Linked DNA regions of Homo sapiens: region 1 is linked to region 2. Evidence: chromatin contacts called from ENCODE Hi-C or POLR2A ChIA-PET data. All regions are on one chromosome and are shown on one strand. Each heading gives the region's core, a stretch centred on a gene start or an enhancer-like site at or near the end of the contact. The rest is flanking DNA. Distances are from core to core; before and after follow the strand shown.

Region 1 (3,645 bases), core at 1-2,500, 42 kb after region 2:
TCTGTTCAGCAGGGCTACTTGGGGGCTTTTCATGATCAAGTCCCAGACTTGCTCTTTCTCATCCAGGTCATGACCAGCCCTTTTTCGCTGCTGCTTTTTCATTTTCGCAGCAGAGGTGGGGAGGTACAAAACTAATTAGCGTCAACCAGTCTCCAAAGTGTATTCACAACACAAGGTCTCTATGTTGTGTTTAAAGAACCAAATGGTGGGCCGGGCATGGTGGCTCACGCCTGTAATCCCAGCACTTTGGGAGGCTGAGGCGGGCATATCACGAGGTCAGGAGTTCAAGATCAGCCTGGCCAACATGGTGAAACCCCATCTCTACTAAAAATATAAAAATTAGCAGGGTGTGGCGGCGGGCACCTGTAATCCCAGCTACTTGGGAGGCTGAGGCAGGAGGCTTGCTTGAACCCAGGAGGTGGAGGTTGCGGTGAGCCGAGATTGCACCACTGCACTCCAGCCTGGGTGACAGAGCAAGACTCCGTCTCAGACAAAAAAAAAAAAAGAACCAAATCGTGCCAACTAGAGCCAAAGGCTTAACTTCAACCCTTGCAGTCATGGGGGCACTTTCTCCACTTTCCACCTTAGACACGTGCTTTTGGGGTTCTATGTGCTTTTCTTAAATTTCAGAATCAGAACACCAGTCAAAAATGGAGAGTGTGACTCACCTTCCCCCACCCCCAAGAAAACTGCCACAAAACCGCACTGTGAGCCTGTTTCTTCCTCTCTTCTCTCAGATGCACTACGCTCTCAGGGACCAAGGACACTTTGTTCTAATCATGTTGAAGATGTAAAACAAAAATACTTAATTGTAAATTGAATTATTTCACCAAGATGCTACCTGTGAGAAAAAAGGAATGGCTGGAAATCCTGCCTTCCGACCTGGGTTTCGGATGATTATAAACAGCTGGGGTGGGGCTGAGGACCTCAGGGGCAAGGCAGCCACAGTTGGGGGTGGGGGGCAACACATTACAAGTCCAGCAGCAGGGCGCAGCCAGGCTGCCTCTGGCCACCTCCCCAATGCCCAGGATCTGGACAGGAAAAGACAGGAGTTCATCAATAAGGAGAGACCCCTCAGATGTGGGGTGCAACACCCCAGCTAGGAAGGGCAGCAACAGGTCCTCTCCCTGCAAGATCATGGGAACAAAGAAGAGGACAGGGACACTGAGGACAGGGTTCAAAACCCACTGGTCTCCCCAGAGTGAAGCACCCCCAGGGGAAACTGACAGCAACTCAGGCAGTCACAGAGGTCAACCATCAGAGAGGTGAGTGCTAGACAAAAACCACATCCTCATTCTTTGGGTCCATTAGGAAATGGGCAGGGTTGCAGGGGTCCCCCGCCTCCTGGAGAGGGCTGGATAAGCCTGAGTTACCACGGGGTGTGGGGGGAGGGTGCGGAGAGCACCCCCAGGGCGAGGGTCCTGCTCTCTGCTCAGCCCACAGTGACATCTCTAATGCAAGCATATGCTGGCTCTAAATTATATTAGCTTGCTTGCTTTATTTGGATGCATCTCTGTTTTTGACACCATGTCCTCTCTATAGCTATAAACATCTCGCATGCTTTACAAAGCACTGAGCACACAATAATTAACCAATACTCACTGACCAACCTGTCAGGGGCAAAGAGGACCAGCCCAGGAAGGGGGCACATTTCCACATATCACCCAAGAGCCTCTCACGCTGGCTCAGACCCACAGACAAGACTGGGAAGATCCGCCCACAGAATGTTCCTCCTTGCCCTCCATGACCAGATTCTCACTTTAAAAAGAGCCCTTAGTCCGGTGCATCCCGCGGAGAACAGACAAGAGGGGCCTAAGTCCCCAGGAAACCAGCACCATCCATCCGGTGAGATTGCTGGCCACTCAGCCCAGGGGTGATGGCTGCTAACGGGTCACTTAAAAAAAATGACCATGCATTAAAAACATTATTAAATCATCACTCACAAGAGAACCAAGGAGGTGTCACAATCCCTTCAGAGGGGAAGTCAAAGAATCACAAAAAGACATGGAGTTGGCTGGGGGAATGGGGATGGATTGGGCCATGATGGATTGATAATTAGGGGGCTTCCTTTTGGGGTGCTGGAAATGTCTTGGAGCTAGAGGTTGCACAACATTGCAAATGTACTAACTGCCATGGAACTATTCACTTTAATATGATTAACTTTATGTTATGTGAATTTCACCTCAAGAAAAAAATAATACAGAGTAAAAGAATATTGACATGAATTTCCAACGGACACAATACCAGCCTTTTCCATGGGGAGTCAATTGTCTCTCCAGGAGGCTGAACCCATTTGCACGTCTAGGGACAAGGATTATTTGCATTGCCTTCGGATATCTATGACTTACAGAGCTGTACAAAGACAGGTGAGCCCTGGGTGGCCCCAGTGCTCCATTCAAAGGCTGCCTATGCCCAAGTCCAAGGTGGAATGAGGAGAAGATGGAGTCCACAGGTTTAGGAGGAAACCAGCTTTAGCCGATGGGAAGGTGATGCTGCAGAATAAGGTGTGTCTAGAGATGGTGTCAGGAGTGACTCCTGCATTTCTTGGAGGCAGGGGGGAAGGTGGGCTCACTGGAGCACTGGGGCTTGAGGAGATGGTCCACCATGTGACACAGTGAGAAGCCGAGGTGTCCAAGGCACCATGAAGGGGCAGGACCACACAGGGTGCACGCCAGGCAGTTTGCAGCCCTGGCCTGGCTAGGGGCTTCCGTAGCACAGTGCCGCAGCTCCTGGGGCACACACCAAGGGATCAGGCACACGAAATGCTCAATGACACACACAAACATAATTTCCCCTGACTTGTACAAAAAATAGGGTGATCACTCCGCTCTGAGTTCCCACGTAGTGATGCAGACTCATTTTCAGAAACGCCTTTTCTTTCTGCCAATCTGGAATTCTTTCTGGGCTCCTCGAACACCTCTAAGAATCCACAACCTTAGACAGAGGGCTGCCTGGGGCCTTTCCCTTCCGGCTTTCCCCAGGCATCCACACCTACAACACCTGGGACACGCTAACACTCACAGGCCAGGTGAACACATGCTTGACTGCTCTCCATATGTACCGAGGGCTGCCCATGACCTCTGTGAGTGACCTTTCTGTCTAGACCATACGCAGTGCATCATCGAGGGAGCACACAGCCCCCGTGTGCACAAGGTCATGCTCCAGAAGCATCACTCACCTGCATGTGCACACTCTCAAGGCACAGCCAACTCCACTTTTCCACTGCAATTAGTACACAGTAATTATTACCCAAACCCAGCACATGGAAACATGGTCTGCAGCCTACATGGACTGTGTTTCCAGTGAGTTGTCCTTGTGTGCAGCAGGGAGGCGGCTACCAGGTCACAAGCATTCACCTCGGAGTGCACATGACGATGACCAATACGAGCCTGATGTCATTATCGGAGCCTCCTTCAAGGATGCTGCTCCCTCCCCACAGTGGTCTTGTTACTCTATAACTAGAAGTTTCTGAGCCACCAGCTCCAGAATGCAAGGCCCAAAAAGGGCCCTGTTACTCTTTTACAAGCAACCAGAGCAGAAACGAAAATGTCACCAACCTCCCAGAAAGAAACTGAATTATTCATCTGCAGCATTCACAGCCCCATGTGTGAAGTTAACGGGGGTTGTCCCCCTTGTTGTTCAGGC
Region 2 (3,878 bases), core at 294-2,793:
TCTTCAGCACACAGAGAAGACAAGTGGGATGAAGCAAGAGCAAGGGGCTCTGCAATCAGAGGAACCTGGGTTCCAGTCCTGGCTTCTCCAAGTTGTGTGTTCCTGAGGGAAGTTACTGAGCCTCTCTGGGCCTCTGTTTCCTTATCCAAAAAGTGGGCATACTAATACTGCCTGTCTCATTTGGTTATGAGGATCCATGACTAATCAGTTAATGCTTCCTAGTGCTTTCCTAGGTGCCCGATGCTGTTTAAGCACTGGGAGGCATTAACTATCATTCTTACCACTTGTGAAATGAAGCCAGTTATATCTGCCTAGCTAAGAAGACTCAGAGAGATATAACAAGCAGGGTGCAGCTATTAGCACATCTAACAACCCCTACTGCCAGGGACTGTGGGCTCCACCAGCCTCCTCCTGCACACACGGGGGATCGGGGCTTCCCCAGGTCCACATAGACTCCTGGAAGCAGGGCTTAGGAACACTGTGACAGGCAGCACTGCTGTGGCTGTGGACGGGGAGAGGGCCGTGAGCCCCTTCTGCTCAATCTCCTCATCCTGGCCCAGAAGCAGGTAAGGAAGTTCCGGAGGCAGAGAGCAATGGGGGACCTTCTGCTGAAATTGGCACTGCAGCACACACCTCGATGGGGTAGGCATGCATATTACAACACAATACCATTACACTCTGCTGAGCAGGGCACCCATGAGAAAGGCTGGCTACAAAGTACACAGACAGGGCCCGGAGGACATGTTTCCGCACCCTGCTGGGCAACACCTGCCAAGAAGCTACATCCAGAATCTCTGATCCAACAGTCCTCTACCAAGAATTCAGTATGGATATACCCCATGTGTGCAATATGACTGGAACGAGGCTATTCAATAGGTAAACTCCAAAGACACCCAGAAGTCCACCAGTGTGTGTGCGTCTATGTGCATGGGTACACACAGATACAGCATAGAACGTTTTCTATACAAATTATTGCACATTCCAGAGGATGGAATACTATGCAACTGTTAAAAAGAATAAAGCTGCAATTGTATGAAAGGGCGCTGTTCAGTAAAAAGTAAGGTTCCCAAAAATGTGAGTAGTATGTTTCCGTCTGTGCAGGCACATGGTGTGTGACCGTGTGTGTGCGTGTGTGTGTGTGTGTGGGTGTGCACACAGGCTCATCAGAAGGATGATTCAAGAGATCACAATTTAATCAAGAACCTGCTGGCAGCAATGCCTATAGAGAGAATTTGATCTGCAAAAGGAGTGTGCTTCATTTTTCATGATTTTGATTCTTTAGAACTATTCGAATTCCTTCCTTAATCATGTGGTTTTCTAACTAAAATATTTTAAATCTGATATCAAAAGTAAAATACAGTAATTGTAGAAAATTTGAAAAATTCAAGAAAGGCAAGAGAACACATTGCTGACGATCTCTAAAAAGGTTACACAGGTTATAACGCTGGTTAAAGTAAGATCCCAGCTCGGGTGTCTCCTGTACTAACTTTACTAAGAGGAAGATTTCATCAAAATGGAAATTTTTAAGAACAGCAGACAGACATGACATACAGTTCTGGTCTTTCTGGCATTTTGGTGAATTCCTCATTCTAAGAAACTCTGACTCATTCACTCAACAGTCACTACTGGAGGGTGTGGGGTGAAGGTGAGAGTCAGATATAGACTGTAGACCCCCAGCCCCTGCTTTCTGGCTTGGGGAGGGCAGGCCACAGCAACCGCACAGGACGGTTGGGGGGCCCTGCTGGCTCTGTAACATGGGAAGTGGGACAGGCAGGCTGGGAGCCATGCAAGAGGAGACCTGAAGTCCAAGAGAGAGGCTGGAGCCTACAGGCTGGTAGAGGAAGAGGGCCCGCGTGGGTCACGTCCAGGTCCTGTGTGTCCCTGCCCCGAGCACCATGCGTGCGCATCCCCGTGCCGTTTATTACGTGGTGCCCTCAGCAGCCTGTCACGGCTGTGCAATATTCCATAATTAAATATCATAATGTGGGACATTCCGATCCTTTCCAACTCTCCACTTACAATTCATTTTTCTTTAACCACCAGCAGTACCCGGCCAAGAATCTTTTCTGTCTGGAATGTTCACAGTGATGTTACAGAGGTCTAGGCACCACACAGAGGGCACTGGGAGATGGGCACGGGGGAGATTCCATGGTTCCATCATGTCTGTCTGCTGTTCTTGAAAATCTCCATTTTGATGAAATCTCTTAATAAAGTTAGTACAGAAGACACAAGTGCTGGGATCTTTAGTAGTCGTTACAACCTGTATAACCATTTTAGAGACTGTCAGCAATGTGTCAGCAATGTGTTCTTCTCTTGCCTTTCTTAAACAGAGGCTCAGGGCTTCTACTGATCAGGCTGACAGGTTTGCTTCCTTTAACTGGGAAATAATCACACATAACTTCCATGATTTATTTTCATTTGACTCTCTTCTAAAACTTTCAGTTAGTTGAGCTGAAGTCATTTTTGCAAAGTAATACTATATTTGCTATAAAATACAAGTCACCTAGCTCAAACTTTTTTTTTTTTTTTTTAAATTGAGATGGAGTTTCACTCTTGTTGCCCAGGCTGGAGTGCAATGGCGTGATCTCGGCTCACTGCAATCTCCACCTTCCGGGTTCAAGTGATTCTCCTGCCTCAGCCTCCCAAGTAGTTGGGATTACAGGCATGTGCCACCATGCCTGGCTAATTTTGTATTTTTCGTACACACAGGGTTTCTCCATGTTGGTCAGGCTGGTCTCAAACTCCCAACCTCGGTGATCCGTCCACCTCGGCCTCTCAAAGTGCTGGGATTATAGGCATGAGCCACTGTGTCCGGCCAGCTCAAACATTTTTTATGCTTCTTTCAAGTCTATTAGAAACCTTAATTGCTTCTTAGTTTCTCCCCCAACTATGGAGGAAGCATATTGTGATAGCTGCAGTGCCGGCTGTGAGGCCAGCTTGCCTGGTTCAGATTCCCATGCTGCCACATCCCAGCTGTGTGACCCAGAACAGGCCTCTGCCCCTTCCTATCCCTCAGATACTTCCTTAGCACCTCCCCTCCCTCTGCTACTCCCTCAGTACTTCACCTCCCCCGGCTATTACCTCAGCACCTCCCCTCCCTCAGCTACTCCCTCAGTGCCTCCCCTCCCTCCACTAATCCCTCAGCACCTCCCCTCCCTCAGCTACTCCCTCAGCACCTCCACTCCCTCAGCACCTCCCCTCCCTCAGCTATTCCCTCAGCACCTCCTCTCCCTCCACTACTCCCTCAGTACCTCCCTTCCCTCAGCTACTCCCTCAGCACCTCCACTCCCTCAGCACCTCCACCCCCTCAGCTACTTCCTCAGCACCTCCCCTCCCTCCCTACTCCCTCAGTACCTCTCCTCCCTCAGCTACTCCCTCAGCACCTCCCCTTTCTCAGCTACTCCCTCAGTACTTCACCTTCCCCAGCTACTCCCTCAGCAACTCCCCTCCCTCCACTACTCCCTCAGCACCTCCTCCTCCCCACAGCTACTTCCCTGGGAGAGGGTAAGACACAGCCCTACCACCAGAGATGAGACTGCACAAATGAGGACTGTAAGGCATGGACGTTAAACACAATGTTACAAACAACCAACAAAATGGCACTATCCCCACAATGGCGGCCCACACCAAGGTGCGGAAAGGTCCAATCAGAATCCCACAGAAACGAGCAGTGCAGGGGCAAATAGGTTTTCCTAGATCAACGTCAATCTCCATTAAACCATGATGGTTTACTCTGTGATTTATTCCTAAATTGAAGTTTCTTTCTAAAGCCCACGACCACAACATTAGCTTTTACTACTTACCTCAGCTCAATGAGTCTGAAATGATTTAAATCCAAGATGCTTCCGTCCCGACTCCAAATTCCTTCGAGCTCTTTT

Evidence for each region. Hi-C counts contacts between places; a loop is a spot of excess contacts on that map. ChIA-PET counts read pairs that join two places held with the same protein, here RNA polymerase II (POLR2A). Pooled maps may share reads with other maps.
Region 1: a loop to region 2 is called in a map of naive thymus-derived CD4-positive, alpha-beta T cell, with 4 times the contacts of the local background. The contact joins two enhancer-like sites. A Hi-C loop is called at or near these places in 8 of 168 maps with a recorded cell type or tissue (CD4-positive, alpha-beta T cell, CD4-positive, alpha-beta memory T cell, CD8-positive, alpha-beta T cell and 4 more), 35 of 37 single-sample maps with no recorded cell type and 17 of 50 pooled maps. POLR2A ChIA-PET finds 5 or more read pairs at or near these places in 23 of 52 experiments (B cell, CD4-positive, alpha-beta T cell, CD4-positive, alpha-beta memory T cell and 16 more).

The regions. Positions count from the first base shown.
Region 1 is chr9:89,463,446-89,467,090 of GRCh38, forward strand. All of the region lies in intron 1 of SEMA4D (semaphorin 4D), which reads right to left. Among named protein-coding and RNA genes, the nearest start is that of SEMA4D, 33 kb to the right of the region's middle. RefSeq lists a silencer at 372-441 and enhancers at 952-1,011, 2,200-2,896, 2,897-3,592. Within about 2 kb of position 1,251, at least 8 of the 41 ENCODE cell types and tissues checked have a DNase peak (open chromatin) inside an H3K27ac peak, as active enhancers do; they include CD4-positive, alpha-beta T cell and CD8-positive, alpha-beta T cell, where a contact is called at or near this core.
Region 2 is chr9:89,420,673-89,424,550 of GRCh38, forward strand. The region is part of intron 2 of SEMA4D (semaphorin 4D); the gene reads right to left. Among named protein-coding and RNA genes, the nearest start is that of SEMA4D, 76 kb to the right of the region's middle. RefSeq lists an enhancer at 1-67. Within about 2 kb of position 1,544, at least 6 of the 41 ENCODE cell types and tissues checked have a DNase peak (open chromatin) inside an H3K27ac peak, as active enhancers do; they include CD4-positive, alpha-beta T cell and CD8-positive, alpha-beta T cell, where a contact is called at or near this core.